4 separate regions of the Homo sapiens genome follow, and regions 1, 2 and 3 are each linked to region 4. A link is a contact called in ENCODE Hi-C or POLR2A ChIA-PET data. All regions are on one chromosome and are shown on one strand. Each heading gives the region's core, a stretch centred on a gene start or an enhancer-like site at or near the end of the contact. The rest is flanking DNA. Distances are from core to core; before and after follow the strand shown. Region 1 holds the start of SLC25A1 (solute carrier family 25 member 1). Region 2 holds the start of DGCR2 (DiGeorge syndrome critical region gene 2). Region 3 holds the start of UFD1-AS1 (UFD1 antisense RNA 1). Region 4 holds the start of LINC00528 (long intergenic non-protein coding RNA 528).

Region 1 (5,719 bases), core at 3,198-5,697, 1.4 Mb before region 4:
GGGGAGTGCCCACTGGCAGCAGCCCTCCTGTAGACTCTGGCTGGGCAGCTGTCCCAATGTGCACACTGCTAGGAGCACAACAGGCGTGCTCATCCCCAGCCCTGGACTTCAACAAGGTGACAGTGAGGTGGCTGGCAATCCCAGCTCCCTGAGGAGCTCCCAGTGGCGTCTGGGGGTGCAGCTGTTAGCATACGGTTGGTGGTAGCTGCCTTTTGCTGAACACATAGTAGGAGTATTCACAGATCCACTGAATCCTTCTAACAGCTATAGGGAGGATGACTCTCTGCCTCATCGAAGTGACAGTACTTGATTGTAAAACTCTCCCTGGGTGTTGAAGTCCTAGGAGTCCCTGCTGGGATCTAGCTTTAGCCACTGTCCAGAGACCTGTGTCAGCAGTGTCATCTGGTACAGTTTGTTGTTTCTAACACTGGAAAAGCTACTTCCAGTAGCATCTACTTGCCTATCTAACCTCCTTCAAGCCAGATGGAGAGCCTCGGAAGGCACTCATGCTGAAGCATCACTCAGTGGAGCGAGGGAAGGGAGGGGCCTCCCAGGTGAGTGGGAGGTAGGAAGGAAACAGGAAGGCGGGCTCATGCTGCCAGCTTTAGCCTGGAGGGCTGCCTGCCGCCTGCAGAGCCTCCAGGGGGCTGCCCAGCCCCTGATAAAGGCCATCCCAGAGTCCATTCAAGGCCGTTGCCCTCCTGTAGGACAGTGTGACCCCATCCCATCTGCATAGCATGCCTGAGTGAGACTCCCTGATGACTCTCAAGGGTTGGGGAGGAAGGGACAGCCCTGGCTACGTGGCCTGAGATTCGTGGGCTGCCAGGGGACATGGACTGGTTGGATTGACAAGGGCCCTGGTTCCCCCACCACAGTGGATGGCAACTCCCTACAGGCGGCACGTGTGGTATGTGGTTTGTGGTATGCAGTGTGTGGTGTGCGGTGTCTGGTGCGTGCCTGTGGAAGCTGCTGTCACCATGATGAGCAGGTTTTCCCATCCCTCGGGTGTCTTTCCTGAAAGTAGTCTGTGTTCTGAGAACCAGCACAAGGAAAGAAAGTGCTTGAATCTCTTCCTGGCAGTAGAGGCCCGTGGGTTAGTGTCAGAGGAACTCAGGCTCACCAGGCCCTAGGGAGTGTCATTGCTGTGGGGGTCAAAGTGCTTGTGGGGATCCCCCAGGACTTTGAGGCGCACATTCCCTTTCTGTTGCGGATGATGGAGTTAGCAGCCACTATCACGTTGGTCCACACTGTGGCTGCACAGCCTTGGCCCAGGGTTCCCAGACTCCACTGGCCCTGGGAGGTGGTGGCTGCTGGAGCACCTTCTCTGCTGCCACCCACCTATTCCTGCTGGGGCAGATGAGACGCCTGTCATGGGGAGAGTTCAAGGAGAGGAGGGGGCTGGCAAGGGGTTTCCCAGTCAGTGGCATGGGGGTGTGAGCTGATTGTCAGCTTGAGCTGGTGCTCAGCTGACACCACACAGCAGTGCTGGGAGAATGAGGGCGCGGACAAGAAGCACAGTCCTTTCCTGGTGGACAGCTGGGCCTGGGGCCTCGTGGCTCATCTGGGAAGCTTGAGGGCCATCCCTCTGAGACGCCCCCAGCGCTCTCCCATTGTAGGGAGGGTACAGGCCTAGCTCAGCCCTCACCCTAGGTGTCAGCAAGTGTGCCCCCTGCTTCCTCCTCATTTCTCAGCCCCCCCCAGACCCCAGCTCATGGGGGGCACATTCTTATTTCTCTTTCTTACTCAGTGTGTTTGTGAGGGGATCCTAGCTGCACAGTTGCTGCCGCCCCTCTAGTGCAGTGCTGCCGCCTCGCTCTCTGGCAGTGGGTGGGGTCAGTGCCTGGTGAAGCCTCAGGGAAGAGTGAGGAGGCAGTTTGTCCTCAGTGCTTCTCAGGTGAAGTGTCTAGGTGCCAGGTGACTTGTCTCTGAGAGCCACATGATCTCTCTGCTGGTTTGGAGGGGCGGGCAAACTAGACTGGCCAGAGCCAGAAGCAGACAGTGTTCCCTGCACATGGCCCCAGCCCTGCAGGTCGGTAAGTGGCAGTGTCCCTGTATCCAGAGGAGGACTTGGCCCCCCATAAGCAGGCCACATGCACAGCCTGTAACAACTGACTGCCCCAGTGCCCACTGGGAAGCTCTGGGGGCCCCACCTGGCGTTCCATCTCAGCCCAGCTACCGAGGCTTCACCTCTCCATGCCTTGCTGCATTCTAAAAGTGCATGGGGTGTGGGCTGAGCCACTCCACATCTGCCCATGTGCACCTCCTCCACTGTCATTCTCCTGGAGGCCCTGTGTCCTGACCTTCCACTCCACTTTCACCTAGAGGCCGGACTGCACTCTGTCAAGCGGGTGCTCACGTGCTTTTGCCTCCTTGCAGGTGGACAAACTGGATGCCTTGGAGAGTCTGCGCAAGCAAGAGGAGCATGTGACAGAGCCTGCCCCTCTCGTGTTTGGTAGGTGGCACCTGTAGCCCCCAACCCCCTGGGGAGGGAGCAGGGAGGGAGTCAAAGTCCCACTGCCCTTACCTGGCTGGGCTTTGGATGGGGATGGGAATAGATGGGTGGGGGCTGGAAGGATCCCAGTGGCTACTGGGTGTGGAGAAGTGTACGCCCAGGAATGTTGGCACGGCCGCTGTCCTCCCTGCTGTAAGGATGCCTGCCTTCTGATAGGGGTGCCTGCCTAGCTGTGAACTACTGCTGTGTCCTGCTGGGCCTGGCCCCTGGACAGCAAGGCTGCTGCTGGTGTGTGCTGGGAGGGGCTTTGCACCTGAGAACCTGCCCAGGGCAGCCTGGCTGTCGAGCAGACTGGAGAGGCTGTGGGGTGCTTGGACACTGTGGGGCAAACACAGGCCTGAGGGTGTGGTGTGAGTGTGCAGCACGCCGGCGGGTCTCCAGCGTCCGGCTGAGTGTGTCCTTCCACCATTAATGTCATTCTGGTTTTTTTAGATTTTGATGGGCATGAATGAGACCCAGCTGATTGCACTAAGTAAGTGTCCCATTTGGAGACTAGCTTATCCTCTAGCCAGGCCAGGTTCTCTGGCTGACCCCACGCTCCTTGCCTCTGGATGCCTGCTCTCTTGGGGCCTCAGCGTCTGGGTGGTAAGGGCTGGTCCTATAGACCCTGCTCCCTGGGCCCCGGGCTACTCAGGGGCAGCCAGGAGAGGACCCCCATGGGCAGGAAGAGCTCTGCTCATTGTGGGCTTCCCCCTCTGCAGGCCCTGCCGTGGGCCCAGCCCCTGCCAGCTTCCCCTATGGATATGCCTCTGCTCCCAACTTCGCCAGCCTCCAATGTACAACTTCCGCGTGTAGTGGGCGTTGTCACCACCCACCCTACCTGCAGAGTTACTAACTTCTCCAAGGAGCATGTCACTCCAGCAGCACAGGGGACGCAATGGGAGGCAGGGACACCTGGACAATATTTATTTTTGCTGAAACCCAATGACGGCAACCTCTGAGCCATCCCAGAGCCTGGGGAGGCCAGGGTAGAGGCTGACGGCGCAAGACCAGCTTTAGCCGACAACAGAGACTGGACTGTGGGCCCTCCTGCTGGAGCCAGGCCTTCCTCCTGGGCGCCTCCGACTGGCTGGAGCTGCCCCCTCCAGGCCAGTTTGAAGACTACATGAACACGTCTTGTTTGGAGGTACCGGACCTCATAAAAGGACTCTCAGCCTCTTGGCAATCATAAATATTAAAGTCGGTTTATCCAGGCAAAGGTGCTCTGCTTGGTGCTGGTATGGGTAGGAGGGACGGGCCAGTTTCCTAGGCCCCGCAGTCCATTAAAGATTTGCTGGGTCCTCTTTGGGGTGTGGGACCTCCGTTGCCCAGACAAGCTGCCTAGGAGAATACAGCCGCTTGCATTTGTGGTCTTTCCTGACCTTGTTCGCTGAGCGCAGAAACTACAACCGGGAAAGGTGTGGGTGGGAACCGGCAGGTGAGGCCCGGCCCGTGGCTGCTGCGGGAGGGGGGCCCGGCGGCGTAGCCCCTTCTCACCGGCCTCCCGCCTCCCGCCTCCAGGTTTGAAACGTTAGAGTTCCTCTGGGACTGGGCTAGCCCCACGTGTTTTCGGGGAGGGTGTGCCCCTGGCCTCCGGGATCCCTGGGGATCCCGCCGCTCTCGACAGTCGCGCAGACCCGAGGCCCGCTATCCCGCGGCGCGGCACACAGTGCACCTTGACCCACTGCTCGGAGCTGGGCCACGGCTCCGCCTCCCGCAGCCCCGCCCCCGTCCCGCCGCTCGCGGTCGCCCAGGGACTCGGCCTCGGCCATTGGCTGCGCTTTGGCCCCGCCCCTACGCCTGCCTCGGCGCGCCCCGCCCAGGCCTCAGTTTCCCGGCCCGCACGGGGCGGGCTGGGGGCGGGGCCTGGCTCGGACCACGCGGGGCGGGACCTGGAGCTGACGCGGCCGCCCCGCCCCTGGGACCATAACCGGCCGCCGCCGCCACCGCGGACCGAGCGCGGAGTTCTGGAGTCTCGGACCCGAAGCCGCCACAGGGCGCCCCGCCTCCCGCCCGCCATGCCCGCGCCCCGCGCCCCGCGCGCTCTGGCGGCCGCCGCGCCCGCGTCCGGGAAGGCCAAGCTGACGCACCCGGGGAAGGCGATCCTGGCAGGTGGGCCCCTCCGGGACGCGGACCCCTCTCCCGCCGCGCTTCTGGGTGGGCCCGGGACGCTGAGGCCCCGCCCCACTTCCGGGTTGGGCCGTGGGCTGGGGAGTCGTGGAGGCGCGGTCCTGGTCCCCACCCGGCGCGCTGGGACTCGCCCGCCTCCCGTCTGTCACCCCCTGCGCCTCGCCGGGACAACGGGGTGAGGGCATGGGGGCGTGGGGCCCCAGCCTATGTTCCCCGCGGCACTGGCGCGGCGGCCGCGCCGACCGAAGTCCGGGACGGGGGAGGGGCCCGAGCGCCAGCGGCCGGGCGGGAGTCTCAGGAGCGGGTTCCCGGTCCCTGCAGGCGGCCTGGCGGGTGGCATCGAGATCTGCATCACCTTCCCCACCGAGTACGTGAAGACGCAGCTGCAGCTGGACGAGCGCTCGCACCCGCCGCGGTACCGGGGCATCGGTGAGGAGGGGGAGGCCGCGGCGCCGCGGGGGGCGGGTACCCAGGGCGGCGGCACCGAGGGCCGTGGGGTCCTGACCGCCCCCTCCCCCAGGGGACTGCGTGCGGCAGACGGTTCGCAGCCATGGCGTCCTGGGCCTGTACCGCGGCCTTAGCTCCCTGCTCTACGGTTCCATCCCCAAGGCGGCCGTCAGGTGAGGCCCGGCCGGTGGCTGCTGCGGGAGGGGGGCTCGGCCGCGGCAGCCCCTCTCACCCGCCTCCCGCCTCCAGGTTTGGAATGTTCGAGTTCCTCAGCAACCACATGCGGGATGCCCAGGGACGGCTGGACAGCACGCGTGGGCTGCTGTGCGGCCTGGGCGCTGGCGTGGCCGAGGCCGTGGTGGTCGTGTGCCCCATGGAGACCATCAAGGTGGGGAAGGTCCTGGCGAGGACCCCGGACACGCAGGGAGTACGGAGACGGGCGGCCCCGCTGGCCCGGTGCTCCCGGGGCAACCGGCAAGCTGGGGAGGGTCTCCTGGACGCCAGGGAAGGCCGGCGGGGTGACCGCGGGGCCCTGGGGCAGGACGCCTGCCACGAAGGGCCACCCGTGGAGGCTGAGTCTATGCTAAAGGCAGCCTTAAAGTCTTTAAAAAATACTTTTATAAAGCAGAAAACAAAATGACACCTTCACTG
Region 2 (5,103 bases), core at 2,027-4,526, 1.3 Mb before region 4:
GCCACAAACGGCTCACTAGGTGCGCATCTCTGGAGGCTGCTGGGGGGCCCTTCCTCTTTCTCCCTGGTCGACGGCTTGCTGGGGAAGCCTAGGATGTCCGACTGCCTGGACATTTGCATTGCCAACCCCTCAGGTTTTGTCTCAGGCTGTCCCTCGGGCTGTGTCTGTTCCCCAGGCTCCAGCTTGGTGGCAGACCTCTTGGCAGAGCCAGGTTCAGGGGTCCACAAGAGTTCAGTTCCCTGGGAGCTTTCCCCCTCCTTGTTGAAGACCATAGAGGGCAGTCCCTGTGCCTTGGGCTGCACCCAGCATTGGCTGAGGGTGTCATGGATGTGCAGCCGCTGGCTGACGTCGGGCTGCAGCATGCAGTAGATGAGGTCCTTGCACTCGTCTGTCAGGTTCTTGGAGTGTGGGAAGTCCACGCGGTGCTCCTTCTGGATACGCAGCATCTTCCTGATGTTGGAGTCGTAAGGCATGGAGCTGCAGACCATGATGTAGAGGATCATGCCCAGGCTCCAGATGTCATACACCATGGGCTGGTAGGGGATGCCCTGCAGCAGCTCGGGGGCTGCATATGCCACCAACCCGCAGAAGTTCTTGCTTAATCTCTGTTGGCCACTGTCATCCCGCAGGCAGAGCTTGGAGAACCTGAAGTAGAACAGCTTGATGTTGAAGTCCTTGTCGAGGAGAAGGTTCTAACACTTGAGGTTCTGGTGCATGATGTCCAGGTCGTGGCAGTATTTAATGGCTGAGGAGAGTTGGTGGAACATCTTGCACGCCATGTCCTTGGGCAGGGCTCCCTGGCACTCAATGAACTAGTTTTTTTTCTGCCCCTGGCTGGGCTCCCAGGGCAGATCTGGGGCTGGGGGCTAAAGGCGGGGACTGGATGCCACCCTGAGCACTGGTGGCTGCTCTGAGGACAGTACAAGCAGCAGGGGCAGCACTGGAGAGTGTGGCCATTGTTTTTTCTGGCAGTGGAGCCCCTCTGCTGTGCCAGGCTCTGTGTCCAGCACTTGTTCCGGGCTATGCCCTAGGGGAGTAGGAGTCACATGACTATCCTAGCCTTGGATTTGACTTTGGCCTCATCCACCTAGAGGGAGTGAGCACCCCTTTCTCACAGGAGCCAAGTGGAACCCTGGGCCCCTCAGGATGACTTGGTAGGGCGGGCTGGTTGTCACTCATGTTGGGTTGGGTCCCCACCTGCCGTGGCCCTTCCCCCTTTTCTCTGCTCCTTCACCTTCTTCCCTAACGCTGACTGCCCACTGCCAGGCCTTTGTGCATTCTTGGTTCTCCTCCTTCCAGACAGCCTCCTTCTCCTTCCCGCTGGGGACACCCCAACTACTGTCTCCTGGAAACCAAAAATAAAACTCTAACCCCCCAGCCATCTGAATGGACCCCTCCTCTCCACCAAGGGCATTCCAAACTTAACCTGAAAAACTATTTCAGGCCGTGATAGGAAGTGGGAGTCAGGCCTCATTATCCCTCCTCCCTTCAGGTTTCAGGCACAGCTAAGCAGTGTAACATCGACACAGAGACTTGAAGACTGACAACAGACTCTGTGGCAGTAAGATACCAGCATGACAGCAGGCCCGGAAGGAAACACATATTTTACTGCAAAACAGGTTTCTTTCACATATTTTGAAGTCGCTCTGCAAAGCTGTTTTTTGTGGGGAAAATCTACATTCTGTAGAGAATCCCTATCCCTTTCAAGGTCTTTTCTCCTGAGAGAATTAACTAGAGTCTGGCACCTTTTATTTATTTTTCCTTTTTTTTTTCCTTTTTTTTTTTTTTTTTTTTGAGACAGAGTCTTACTCTGTTGCCCAGGCTGGAGTGCAGTGGCATGATCTTGGCTCACTGCAACCTCTGCCTCCCCGGTTCAAGCGATTCTCCTGCCATCAGCCTCCTGAGTAGCTGGGATTACAGGCGTGTGCCACCACGCCTGGGTAACTTTTGTATTTTTAGTAGAGATGTGGTTTCACCATGTTGGCCAGGCTGATCTTGAACTCCTGACCTCAGGTGATCCGCCCGCCTTGGCCTCCCAAAGTGCTGGGATGACAGGCGTGAGCCACCACACCCGGCAGAGTCTGGCACTTTTTAATAAGAAACATTAACAGTCTTTTCTCTGTGAAGCCTGATACCTGGAGGCTTCATTTGCCTAAGAAACTTGGTCTCCACAACCCCTTAATGTAGACAGTCCCTTTTATTGATTCCAGGTCTTTAGATAAACTCTTTGAACCAACTGCCAATCCGCATGACCTAGAAGCCCCCCTCCACCCCCCACTTTCAAGTTGTCCCGCCTTTTCCGACTGAACCAATGTATATCTTACATGTGCTGATTGATGTCTTGTCTCCCTAAAATGTATAAAACCAAGCTGTGGCCCTACCCCCTTGGGCACTTGTCAGGATCTCCTGGGGCTGTGTCCCAGGCTATTGGTCACATATTGGCTCAGAAGAAATGTCTTCAAATATTTTACAGAGTTGGACTCTTCGCCGACACTGCCCTCCAAGGTTCACCCTGTTGGTGATGACGGGAGAAGTGGCACTTGGAGCACTGTTCGCAGGGGCGCTGAGCCTCCTCTCTGCCTAGCTTTCTTTCCTGCACATGTGGCCTTCCCCTAGCCATTGTGTAGGCAGGTCCTCCAGGGAGCCGGCTTCGCTGCAGTCTCCAGGACCTGGCCTTCCCGGTCTCTCTTTGCCTGACACTCTCTTAGGCCATTCCTGTTCCTCTTTCCCCACCCTCAGAACCGGCAGGCCCTCCCTCCTCCACAGCGGTTCGGCCTTAAAAAGACCCCTTTGGGGCGCACTTTTGGGCTGCTCACGGGACCTGAGCTTGCAGGTGTGAAGACCCTTGGAGTCCCAGCCAGGTTCCCACTTCGTTCTCTCCGCTCCCCACCCGCGCGACCCCTCGGCGCCCCGCCCCATGCCCCGCGCCTTTCGATGTCCATCCTTGCCGTCCCGCGCCCGCCGTCCCTAACCGGCGTCCAGAGACCCTACTCCCTTCGGTGGCCCCGCCGCTCAGGCCCCGGCCCCGGCCCTGCCTCTCTGCTTAACCAATGGCACGCCTCACTCCGTATGGTCCCGCCCTTCCCTTAGAGCCCGCCCCTCAGTCCCCGCCCTTAGGTCCCCGCCCTCCGCCGTCGCGACCTTAGGCCTCACCCTCTTCGGAGGGCTTTGGCTCTGGCCCCGCCCCCCATCTTGACGGTCATTGGCCCGCGCCTGCGTCGCGGGCGGGAGGCGGGGCGGGGCGGCGCGGCGCGGAGCCGAGCAGGACGGCCGCCATCTTGCGCGCAGCTGGAGTCGGTGCCTGAGGTTGCAGCCGAGAGTGTGCGCCAGCCCGCGGCCCAGCCGAAGCTCTTTCCCGCCGCCTCTCCGCGCCTCGCCCAGGTTCAGCTCCGCCTGACCCTCCGCTTGGCACGGTCCCCTGACCCTCAGTCCGGCCTGGTCCGGCCTTCCAGCCGCCCCGGGGACGATGAACGGAGGATAAATGGTGCCCAAGGCAGACAGCGGCGCCTTCCTGCTGCTCTTCCTGCTCGTGCTCACTGTCACCGAGCCGCTGCGGCCAGGTGCGCCGCGCGATGGGGGCGGTGTGGGGGCTGGGCGGCGAGCGGGGCCGGGGTCGCCCCGGGACCTCCTTTCACCCGCGGCGCCCTCCTGCAGGGGCCGCGCCTGGGGCAGGGGCGGGCGGGGCCTGGCTCGCGGGCCGCCTGGCACTCTCTGCGGACGCCTGCTGGAGCTTACCTGGGCTCGCGGCGCCTCGGACTTCGTGCAGCTCTGCTGTCCAGGATGTTGCCTCTGGGCCCTTCCCGGGAGCGGCGGCGGCCAGGAGCTACGCCACGGGCGCACCCTCTCGCCAGTCCAGCGTCGGAGTCGGGCTGGGGACAGTGGCTCTCAGGGGCACCTGGTTTCACAGACGTCCTCCCAGCAGTGGCCTAGTGCCAGCCTCTCAGTCCTGGAAACTCCTCGCCTGGACAGCGGTGGTTGTGGCTGTCATTCAGTGAGACGTTGCGCTAAGGAAGTCCTCAGGTCCCACCGGGCCTAGAGGAGGCACCAGGAGTCAGCCTAGCGTTGTGTGGCCGGCGCGAGCGTCCCGGGAGCAGAGACCTCGCCACTGTGCGGGGCCCTTAGCCGTGCTGCGTGTATGTGATGAATGAGTCCGTGCTTTGGAACTCCCCTCGGAGCTAGTGTGTTCTTAAGTCTGTGGTGGGGAATCAGAACCGTGGCAACCAGGAGACCCTTTTCTACCTATTTCGGTGTACCTCCCCTTGAACTGCACCAAAAAATCAAACTCCCTAAATGCAGGGCCGATGTATCCATCAGGCACAGGAATCCTGGTATCACTTGCCCACGGTACTTTTAGTAGCCTTCGAATGTTATTTTATTTTTTTTTAAAGTCAGCAGAAAAAAAATGAACTTTTAGGTCAAATAAAATGTTTTCGTATGTATATTAATACAGTCATCTTTATACTAATACAGTGAAAAAGCATGACTCTTAATATTTCTTAATGGAGGAAAGGTCCCATGAAGGCAGAAGTGCCAGGGCCATCTTCTCTGATGACCTGGGTGTGGGAGCACGGGGTGTGTGGCCCTCTCCTGTGCCCTAGCCAGGCTCCCAGCCCAGATACACCGCACCTCTTGGCTCTGCGCTTGTGTCATCTATGTGGAATGTCTGCCTCCTCCCTAGTGCCTGCCTGGTGGCCAAGGCCCTGACCGGTGCTCAACCTGGACAGATTCAGTGATGCTTCTCTGGTCTCCCCATGTAGAGCTAGTTGCTCACTGCTTTTGGCTGCTCTCTGGGCAGCGGGATGACTAGTTGTGGGGTGGCCTTGGTAAGAACAGAAGCCAGGAAAAGGGCTACCTGTGGAGGAGGGTATCATATAGGCTCTTGGAGGTCAGAACCAATGGGTTTGTGGATTCTTGTGATTAACTTCTTTAGAAAACATATATGTACGTGTAGAGAGGTAGAAGGTCACCGTTTTCTGATTCTTGAGTCCCAGTTTTGCAGATGAGGTCACCGGGCTCAGGTGAGGCCATATTATGCCTGGCTTCTTTGGGGTGCCTCTGGTTCCAGGCCCAGCATCTCCTGCCTGGGTGATAGAGGTGACTGAC
Region 3 (5,021 bases), core at 1,004-3,503, 1.7 Mb before region 4:
TGGGCCTCTGACCATAACTGAAGGCCTGTTGGCAGGTGCTCCGTGTTCCATCTCACCATTAGAAAAGTGTCCCTCTGGGGCTTCTCCTGGAGAAAGTAGGAAGAAACAAGGCTGCCTGATCCCTAGGTGGCAATGGCTAAGCCCAGCAGGGTCCCCCATGAGCCAGGGCTAACCCTGCTTCCAGACATGGGGGTCCTGCCCTGGTCAGGGCCCCTCCAACACTCCAGAGAGGAGAGAATGGTGGCCCCAGGGTCTATCCACGTCTTCAGTGAAGAGTGTCTATGAGTGTCATGATGTTCAGTACTTGGCCTGTGGCACAAACCATCATCACTGGAAATGGGCGTGGTTTTGGAAGGCATGAGCACTGTGGGGACTTACCTGAGCCTCCACTGACAAAGTCTCAGTTTTACTAGCAGAGGGAGAAACCCTTGGTGGGTAGACAGCCTTCATTTGCAGGATCACATCAGCTAACAGACTGTCACTTTATGCATAATGAAGAATGTTACAGTACCTCTGGCTCTGGGTTTTTGTCTTCACTAAGCAACACCTGCTGTGTATGCAGTGAAACGCCTGGTCCTTTGCTGGAGGCACACTCCCCTGCCTGGACCAGGATGGATTCCATTGCAGAGCCTTTTAATGACACAGTGGGGCCAGTTGGAGCACTGATCCTGGTCATTACTCCTGCACCCTGGCCTGCAGCCTTCCTCTCAGTGTCTTATTTGGGCTTGGTCCTTGAGCCGGCTGCCTCAACAGCAGGACCCCTGGTAAAACTGCAGCTTTCTGATCCACCTCCAGGGAGTCTGTCCCAGTGTCATTCCTGGGACTGGCCCAGCAGTCCCAGGATTTGTATCAGTGGATACTGAGGATTTGTTATCAGTGAAGTGGGAGAACCGCAGCATAGGTACTGCAGGGCGTTTCTGCAAGCCCACCAGCCTCCTCTTTACTTGCCTTTGTTGCCTCTTGTGCATTGCTCCTTTTTATAAACGTCCCAGCCAGGCACTGGCGCTCCGCCTATAATCCTAGCACTTTGGGAGGCCAAAGTGAGAGGGTCGCTTGAGGCCAAACTAGCCTGGGTAACTTAGCAAGACCCCATCTTTACAAAAAAAAAAAAAAAAAATTAAAAATTAGCCTGGTGAGGCTGTGCATGCTTTTGGTCCCAGCTGTTCGGAGTCCAGGAGTTTGAGGTTGCAGTAAGCCATGAACACGCCACGCCACTGCACTAAGCCTGGGTGACACAGCAAGACCCTGTCTCGAAAAATGAATAAGGTAAATGTTACATGTCTCCCGCACCCTTAGAATAGAACTACAGACATCCAAGCCACTCCTACCCCGCTCACCCCTGCTACACACCGCCTCCATACCTTTGACCGGCCTATGGCTGTACTCGGATTGCATTCTCAGCCTCCACTTCAAGCCTGCGTTCCCTGGGGAGGTCATTCAACCCTAGATCCACCATATGTCATGCCCAACCAATCTCAGTTACTTTGCGAGTTCACCTCCATCCTGAGTGGACGCTCAAGCAAGACTGCTGGAGCTGCAGATCTGGGAGGTTCGCTGCACCACCTTGATGCTCAGTATGTACTTTTGAAAATATACCGGATTGTTGAGATTTGAGAAAATCTCATAAAGCTGCTGAAAAGAACTGGCCAGAGCCGTGTGATTTGAGAGGCGGCTGACGTAAGGTAGCTGCGCGGCCCAGGATGCCCGCCTGGCCCGGGGTGAATGGCGCTGTCGTCGCGGTGGTCGCGTAGGCTTCGCGCCAGGTCTCGCCCCGGATTTACCCTGCGACCCCGGCCCTCCGCGCGCGCCGCAGCCGCCCTCGGTTGCTATTGGTTGCTCGTCCTGTTTGTCGGCGCTTCTCGAAGAAGGGGGCGAAGACGTGATTGAATGTGTCGGTGCTCATTAGTTCTTCTGTCAGTCGATCACGAGGTGCCGTTTTCTTCATTTTTCATTGGCTGGCGGACTGAGGGGCGGGCTTGGCGCGCCGGTCGCCCAGACATGGCGGACGGCAGCGGCTGGCAGGTGAGTGTGCTGGGTCGGAGCCGGGAACCACCGGGGTCTTCCGGAGGGAGGGAACGGGACTGGCTCGGGGCGTAGGGCGCGGCCGCCGGGCCCCGCTCAGGCGCCGCCTCTCGCCGCAGCCGCCGCGCCCCTGCGAGGCCTACCGCGCCGAGTGGAAGCTCTGCCGCAGCGCCAGGCACTTCCTACACCACTACTACGTCCACGGCGAGCGGCCGGCCTGCGAACAGTGGCAGCGCGACCTGGCCAGCTGCCGCGACTGGGAGGAGCGCCGGAACGCCGAGGCCCAGGTGCGCCGGGAGGGAGCGGGGCGGCGCTTCGGAGCGCCTTGCGGGGCCCAGCTTTCCCCACCCCTCCACGCCCCATGCCCCGCGACCTAGCCGGGGACTGACGGGGTCCCTATCCTCCTCACGCTTCCTTTCTTTTGAGAGATTGTGTAAATTAGCATATCAACAGGACTTTCAGAGGGCGTGAAAGACAAAGGAGGAGACCAGCGAGGAGGGGGTGTAGAGTGGTTTAGAGAGGGAAGAGGGCAGCCGTCCGGTGTTAGGGTCATCAGCTGGCCTACGCAGGAGGTGATGTTGCTGAGTCCTGAGTGACCAGGAGCCAGCCTTCATCCAGCCCCGGTAGACACCGCTGAGAAACAGATAAGGCCTGGGTTCCTGAAGCAGAGGGTAGGTGGATGGTTGGAGAGCGGTATACCAGGGACCTGGCGGGCCTTTTGATACGGAGTTTAGAGTTTAGTCTAAAGTGTGCTGGGAGGCATAATTCGATTTATATCTTTAAAAGATCAGTCTGTTAGCAAAGTGTGGTGGCGTGCACCTGTGGTCCCAGCTACTTGGGAGGGTGAGGCGGGAGGATCGCCTAAGCCCAGGAGTTCAAAGCTGCAGTGAGCTATGGTCACACCACTGCACACCAGCCTGGATAACAGAGGGAGACCTGTCTCAGGGGGGAAAAAAAAGAGAGAGGGTAAAAGAAGTTCAATCTGTTTGCTAGGGTGTAGAGAATATATTACAGGAGCAGAGAGACCGGTAAGGAGGTGGTTCTAGTTGTTTTTTCGTCCAGCAAATATGTACCACATTGGGTGCTCTTGGGGATGCACGAGTGATAAGAAGAGTCTCTGCCCTCCTGGCACCCACACTGTAGTGTAGAATACAGTGCTACGGTGGACCCCTTGTGGGAGAGGAGATGGAGAGAAGCCAGCCGAAAGGTGCGAGGCTCATGGGGAGTGCCAAGGAATGAGAATCAATGGGACTGATCAACACTTCAACATTATTAAGTGTATACAGTGATCTGAAAGAGATGAACTGATGTGGAAACCAGACTGCTGTATAAAAGAAAATGATGACTATTCCATAATATGTGAAAGTCAAAAAAAGTAAGAAAGCTGACAGCTTATATAGCAAGAGATTGATAACTTTAATGTATATATATGTGCGTGTGTGTGTATAAAGAGCTGTTATATATATATCAATAAGAAATATAGGGATTATTTCAGAATGGAAAAATGGCCAAAGGACACAAAGAAGCAATTCATTAAAAAAGAAAGCCAGCTGGGCATGGTGGTGGGCACCTGTAATCTCGGCACTTTGGGAGGCCGAGGCAAGGGGATCGCTTGAGCCCAGGAGCTTGAGACCAGCCATGGGCAACATGGTGAGACTCCATCTTTATAAAAATAATAAAAAAGGAGAAAAGCCTGGGCATGGTGGCTCATGCCTGTAATCCTAGCACTTTGGGAGGCCGAGGTGGGCAGATCACCTGAGGTCAGGAGTTTGAGACCAGCCTGGCAACATGGCGAAACCCCATCTCTACTAAAAATACGAAAATTAGCCACGCATGGTGGCAAACACCTGTAATCTCAGCTACTCGGGAGGCTGAGATAGGAGAATTGTTTGAACCTGGGAGGCGGAGGTTGCAATGAGCCGAGATCGTGTCACTGCACTCCAGCCTGGGCAACAGAGTAAGACTCCCTCTCAAGAAAAAAAAAGAAAAAATCAAATGGCCAGGTGTCAGGTATATAAGTCTAAATGACAGTAACAGCAGAAAGTGGTGTTGATAGAGGTTTGAAGAATTCTGGGTAGTTGTGCAGTGTTGGTGGGGGTGTCAGGTGTTCTGATTATGTAAATGTCAGATACATACCTTTTGACCTTAAGTTTTACTTCTGGAACTTTATCCCAGGGAAGTAATTGGATAACAGTGTACAGTTAAAAGTTAGAATGCTAATTATGTTTTTGATACTGCAAAAGCTGAAAACAACCTAAATTTCACTAATAGACATTTGACCAAATAGCTTTTTCCACAAAGTGAAATACCAGATAGCCTTTGAAAAGAATGGTCGGTCATCTCCCTGGGTATGGAAAAGTGCCTACAGTGTATTGTTTAGTGAAAAGAAAGCAGGAAGTAGACTAGCCAGCAAAAGATTATCCTATCTTTAGGGAAACATGTTAGCTCTAAAATGTGGACCAAAAAAAGATATCAGGGAAGCTGTTAACTGCCGCATTGGGAATGGACATTTGGGAATCTTTAATATTCTGTACTACATTTCTGATAGCTTTTTAAACACGATCAAAATATTTTATTTGAGGCAATAGAGCTTGAACAAAGACAGACATGTAGACAGATTAAGTTATCTGTGTAAAGAGGCTCACATAGCACCTGATACCTACCAAGGGCTGACAGCAAAGGTCACCCATGTTGTGATACACTGACTTGTGTCTGTATTGGGAGACAGTAGCCAAGAGAAGCTGATGGGTTAAGTGGCACTTGTGGCACCACTCAGGCGGGTGGTCTGTCCTCTGGACTCTTCCCACCCTTCCAGGATACCCAGGACATGTATTTCTTCCCCGTCTTCCTCCCTTCTCCCTAACACACTCCTCCCTGCAGCTCCCCACAGCTGCTCTCTCAGACTCTTCTCTCCTCTCCACCCAGCACCCCCAGGCTCACTCTCAGCAGGTGAATATGCCCCAGACTCACGAGGTCAACCAGAGCCATTGAGCCCTGAG
Region 4 (4,974 bases), core at 1,571-4,070:
AGAGCTGGTGACCGCGGAGACGCTGGATGGGACAGCATCAATCTCGGCACTCTTGGGAGGAGAACCTCAGAGGAAAGCCGGGACCCCGTCAGACTGAGCTAGCAATACGCCAGGTCCGGAGCTCCCAGTCTGTTACTGCAGCGAGCCTGCAGAAAGAGTCCGCCATCAGGAAGGTGGTGGACTTCTTTCTCCAGGTGCCGCCACTACTGCTCTGGAGCCGTGGGAATGCTGCAGTCTCCTTCCACAGAGAACGTGCTCTCCAGGTGTGTGGAGTGCCTCAGCCGACAGCCTCGGGCTGCAGCCACAGAGGCCACGTGCTCCAGGCACTGAGCCAGTGGTATGGGGGGTCTGTCCCTTGTTCCTGCAACAGCATCCTTGGCCCTGAGCTGCTGTTGGTGTCGCAGCAGGGCCCTATCAGATCTGCTTCACAGCCGACCAGTTCTCTTCCTCCCTCTCTCCCCTCCCAGGGGTCCGATCCCCATTGTGATCTGAAGGCTGTCCCTGTCCAATCCCGCCCCTTCCTCTTGGGTGTCACCTCCCACCGAGCTTTGTCTCAGCATCTGCTTGCCGGAGGATGGAAACTGACACCTCTGTCCTCTGCTGAGTAATACCAAGACGAAACCCAAAGGACTTTTCTCTTTTGTTTTTTATTTTTATTTTAGAAACGGGGTCTCACTCTGTTGCCCAGGCTAGCCGTGCACTGACACGATCACAACTCACTGCAGCCTCCACCTCCCGGGGTCAAGCCATCCTCCCACCTCAGCCTCCTGAGGAGCTGGGACCACAGGCACACACAAACATGCCTGGCTAATTTTTTATCTTTCTTATTTTTTGTAGAGATGAACATCTCACTGAATTGCCCGGGCTGGTCTTGAACTCCTGGTGGCCCAGTCTGGTCTCGAACTCCCAAAGGACTTTTGAACAAAAACTCTCAAACTCATTGTTCACCATGGAAATGCAAAACCAAAATAGCACCGAGCTATCATTTTATACTATTAGACTGGCAAAGGTTTGGAGGCTAGATCCTGCCCAGTGTTGGTGGGGATGGAGCAGGGCGGCCTGCAAGCCCTGCTGTGGGATTAAAGTGTACCACTGGGGAGACCTCACCACAGGCCCACCTTAGACGGGAGCTCTGTCCCTACAGTTTGGTCCCCAGATATCTCTCTAAAGAAACCCTCATTCGGGCTCAGAGCACCGTGTTTGAGGATATGAATGAGAGTGGCTCGTCATGGCGGCAAGTTGGAGGTCACTGGGGTTCCATGGTTTGGGAGGCAGTTGGGCAAAATGCAGGGCTGCCCACAGTGGGGACCCCATGGCACTGGAGGCACACGCGCAGCAATGTGGAGGGACCCAGCAGATGGAGCCGGGTGGAGAAAACGCGCCAGCTCACATCTCAGTTAAAACACACGTGCACGAGCAACAGCACACTTGCTCGTGAGACTGCCTAGGAGCCAGTCCACGGCGCGGAGAGAGCCGGCAGCGCTGTCTCATTCACTGTCTCAGTCCAGCTTCCAGCCCTGCGCCATCCTTATGCGAGAGTCCCTCAGGTGTGTGGCAACCTCAGCTCTGCACACCCAGCCTTGGACACCCACAGCGCAAACAGGGACCCTCCCAGAGCTGCCCCCAAGCCCTCCCCTGGCCTGTGTGCGGGCGTCTGAGCGGGTGGAGGCCAGCCATGGGCTCTGCTTCCCTGTGAGCCAGGGTCTGGGCTGAGTCTAACCTAGAGGCCCAGGGTGAGCGCCGGGGAGGTCACATCATTCCCGGAGTTTGGAGGGATCCAACACAGCTCCCCTGAAGTTGGCTGTGACTTGGGCCTGTCAGAAGCAGCCTGAGAGGAGGGTCGCAAGTGACCCAGACCTGGGAAGGAGGGAAAGGTTTGAATTTTGCAAAAAAAAAAGATAACTTTGCCCTTTTCGCTTGATCTTGGGGGGACAAGATGGGGGTGACGCCTCCCGAGACCGGGAGAGGAAGGCCACCTGGCGAAGCTGCAGTCCCAGCATTATCTGTATGTTAAATTGATGTTTTAAATCAGAGTTGATATCCAAGTAATTAAAGAATAACTAACAAGCACAGGGACTAGTGAGGGGCTGGGCCAGATTCTCTGCAACCCATATGGCTTCACCTACTTTCCAAACCCCCGGTTCTGTGAGGACCGAAAATGACCATCCCAGACTATTCCAGAAACAGCCTGGGGATTCTGAAAGTTTCCCAGAGCATAGGCAGTGAAAGAGAGAGAAGCTCAGCCCTTCTGGAGGGGACGGGTGGCTCAGAACAGAAGGTGGAAAGGGAGAGAAGCTCAGCCCTTCCAGAGGGGATGGGTGGCTCAGAGCAGAAGGTGGGGATGCAGTTCTGGGGGCGCCATGGCCGAGCACCACAGACCCGGGACTTGCACAACAGAAGCGGGTTTCCTCACAATTCTGAGCCGGAAGGCGGAGATAAATGCGTGGGCACGGCTGGGTTCCCCGGACGCCTCTCTCCCTGGCGCAGAGACGATGTGTTGTTCTCCCCGGGTCCGTTCCTGTGTGGGTGTCCGCGTCCCCATCAGGACACCAGTCAGATAGGAGGAGGGCCATCCAGTGACCTCACTTCACCTTAATCACCTCTGGAAAGTCCCTGTGTCCAAGCACAGTCACGTTCTGAGGTCCTGGGGGTCAGGGCTTCAACTTACGAATTTTGAGAGCATTCAAGTCAGCCCACAACAGTGGACTCTGAAATAATCTTTTAGGAACTGGACTCCTCAAGGACGCTTTAGAAAATGCCGGCCTCGTTCTGTTGCAAAGGGGTAACTGAGGAAGAGGGGCTGAATTTTCACAGGAAGACGAGCCCGGTGGCAGGAAGTGACAGTGAGAAACTGCAGCATAAAGCGGAAGCAAAGGCCGACTGTGACTATGTGGTCGCCAGCTCGCCTTCCCCGTCAAACCTTGCTGGATTTTGTGTTTCATTTTCATTGCCAAAAACATCATTCAGGTCGGGTGCAGTGGTTCATGCCTGTAACCCCAGCACTTTGGGAGGCCGAGGTGGGAGGATTACTTGAGCCCAGGAGTTCAAGACCAGCCTGGGGAACATAGCAAGACCCTGTCCCAAAAAAAAAAAAAAAAAAAAAAAAAAAAGGCCAGGTGTGGTGGCACACGCCTGTAATCCCAGCACTCTGGGAGTCTGAGGCGGGCAGATCACCTGAGGTCAGGAGTTCGAGAACAGCCTGGCCAATATGGTGAAACCCCGTCTCTACTAAAAATACAAAAATTAGCCAGCCAATCATGGTGGTGGGTGCCTGTAATCCCAGCTACTTGGGAGGCTGAGGCTGGAGAATCACTTGAACCCGGGAGGCAGAAGTTGCAGTGAGCGGAAATCACACCATTGCACTCCAGCATGGGTGACACAGCCAGACTCCGTCTAAAAAAAATTTTTAAAAAATTAGCCAGGCGTGGCGGTGCATGCCTGCAGTCCCAGATACTTGGGAGGCTGAGGCAGGAGGATCACTCGAGCCTGGGAGGTCAAGGCTGCAGTGAGCTGTGATCACACCACTGCACTCCAGCATGGGTGACAGAGCTAGATCCTGTTTCAAAAAAAAAAATAAAGTCATCATTCTCTCATGTATGTGTATATTGTTTCATTTGTTAATTAAGGTATAATTTTACATACAGTAAAACTCACCATTCTTCGTGCAGAGTTCTCACAAAAGTGTACAATTGTGTGGCATCCACCACAATCCCTGTATAGAAGAATCCCATCATCCCCGGAATTTCCCTGGACCCTTCCATAGCCCCCCAGTCCGTCACCCCCTGAATTGTTTTCTGGCACCCCGCCCCCCTTTCTTTTTGAAGTGGTTGTTTTGCAGGAAACATCACCCTCTCTCATTTTACAAATACTGCAGACAGATTTTGAAGCCCAAAGCATCATAGAGGCAGCAGATCAGGACAGGGAGGATTGAGGCGGGGAGGCTCTACCCTGACTGTAAGAAGCACTTGAGAGACCTGCAAAAAGCCAACAGGAGAGGCAGAGACTGTGGGGGCCAATTGGTACAGGTCCTGCCCTGCATGACAGGGCCAGTGGCCCCCACAGTGCTGAGGATAAAATCCAACTGCTCATCCAGGCTGCTGGAGCCTCCTGCCTTCAGGCCACCCCACTGGCCTCTTGCCCACTGTGCCCCACTGTCCAAGCTCTCGCCTGCCCTGGGAGGGGCCCCTGCAGCTTCTTGTGCCCAGGTGCACGTCCCTCTCTTTTCCCATCTGGGCGCCTGCTGACATTGTACCATGAATTTGAACACCACCCTGCAGATGACCTGGCCTCAGTCCATGAAGTTTCCCTTTCGTCTTCTGCAGGGCACCGGCCCCTAATGCCATCTGACGGTTTCCCTGCTCACAGGATCTTCCATTTGTTAGCCCCCCAGAGTGCCCAGCCCGAGTGAAGAGCATGCAGGAAACAAGCCCCTGTCCTCGTGGAGGCTACATTCCGAGAGGGGAGGTAGGCAACACACACACAAACGACTCCGTGGTATGTCATGCTGCGATGCTGGCTGTGGAGGAAAATGAAGTGAGGCCTGGTGAAAGCCAGAGGCCATGGGGCTGCCGAGGAGGAACAGGGACAGGGTAGGATTTGCTTAGAGCAGGGCAGGTCGCGTGGGACTCTGCGGGCCACTGAAAGGAACTTGGCTTTTATTCAGAGGATGTTAAAGCGTGAGTGACATCCTCTGACCTTTTATAAAAGAGGCAAGAGTCTAGGGAGCCCGGGTAGAAGTGAGGGCGTCTGGAGGAGCCACAGTGGGCTCAGGGAGTGAGCCCACGCGAGGGCGCAGAGCAACTGGACGCTCCAACAGGGCTGGTGGAAGTGCCGAACGGTGTGCATCACCTTGGAAAGCAGGCAGTTTTTAATACCATGAAGCTCGTCCAGCCCTATGATTCGCATTTCCACTCCTAGGTATCACACTCAAGAGAAGTGAAGACGCCCACAAAGGGCTCTGCAGCAGCACTGCCG

What was found. A loop is a pair of places that touch in the nucleus more often than their neighbours do. ChIA-PET counts read pairs that join two places held with the same protein, here RNA polymerase II (POLR2A). Pooled maps may share reads with other maps.
Region 1: a loop to region 4 is called in a pooled map, with 5 times the contacts of the local background. The contact joins the promoter of SLC25A1 here to the promoter of LINC00528 in region 4. A Hi-C loop is called at or near these places in 2 of 37 single-sample maps with no recorded cell type and 4 of 50 pooled maps.
Region 2: a pooled map shows a loop between it and region 4 (5-fold over the local background). The contact joins the promoter of DGCR2 here to the promoter of LINC00528 in region 4. A Hi-C loop is called at or near these places in 4 of 50 pooled maps. POLR2A ChIA-PET finds 5 or more read pairs at or near these places in 2 of 52 experiments (B cell and HEK293T).
Region 3: a pooled map shows a loop between it and region 4 (20-fold over the local background). The contact joins the promoter of UFD1-AS1 here to the promoter of LINC00528 in region 4. A Hi-C loop is called at or near these places in 2 of 37 single-sample maps with no recorded cell type and 5 of 50 pooled maps.

What each region holds. Positions count from the first base shown.
Region 1 is chr22:19,177,464-19,183,182 of GRCh38, reverse strand. SLC25A1 (solute carrier family 25 member 1) reads left to right here and starts at 4,447. Exons shown (of 9, transcript NM_005984.5): 1 at 4,447-4,603; 2 at 4,943-5,050; 3 at 5,142-5,241; 4 at 5,318-5,456. The coding sequence starts at 4,510. CLTCL1 (clathrin heavy chain like 1) reads left to right here. Exons shown (of 33, transcript NM_007098.4): 31 at 2,377-2,452; 32 at 2,945-2,984; 33 at 3,214-3,710. The coding sequence ends at 2,964. RefSeq lists silencers at 3,851-3,950, 4,151-5,230 and an enhancer at 4,402-5,149.
Region 2 is chr22:19,120,585-19,125,687 of GRCh38, reverse strand. It overlaps DGCR2 (DiGeorge syndrome critical region gene 2), which reads left to right and starts at 3,276. Exons shown (of 10, transcript NM_005137.3): 1 at 3,276-3,560. The coding sequence starts at 3,482. It also overlaps the pseudogene TSSK1A. RefSeq lists silencers at 2,952-3,391, 3,512-3,631 and an enhancer at 3,416-3,917.
Region 3 is chr22:19,444,666-19,449,686 of GRCh38, reverse strand. It overlaps UFD1-AS1 (UFD1 antisense RNA 1), which reads right to left and starts at 2,253. Exons shown (of 2, transcript NR_186687.1): 1 at 1,362-2,253. C22orf39 (chromosome 22 open reading frame 39) reads left to right here and starts at 1,976. Exons shown (of 3, transcript NM_173793.5): 1 at 1,976-2,022; 2 at 2,142-2,309. The coding sequence starts at 1,999. RefSeq lists a silencer at 2,031-2,430 and an enhancer at 1,878-2,780.
Region 4 is chr22:17,775,136-17,780,109 of GRCh38, reverse strand. It overlaps LINC00528 (long intergenic non-protein coding RNA 528), which reads right to left and starts at 2,820. Exons shown (of 1, transcript NR_103718.1): 1 at 629-2,820. RefSeq lists enhancers at 1-508, 776-825, 2,306-2,785.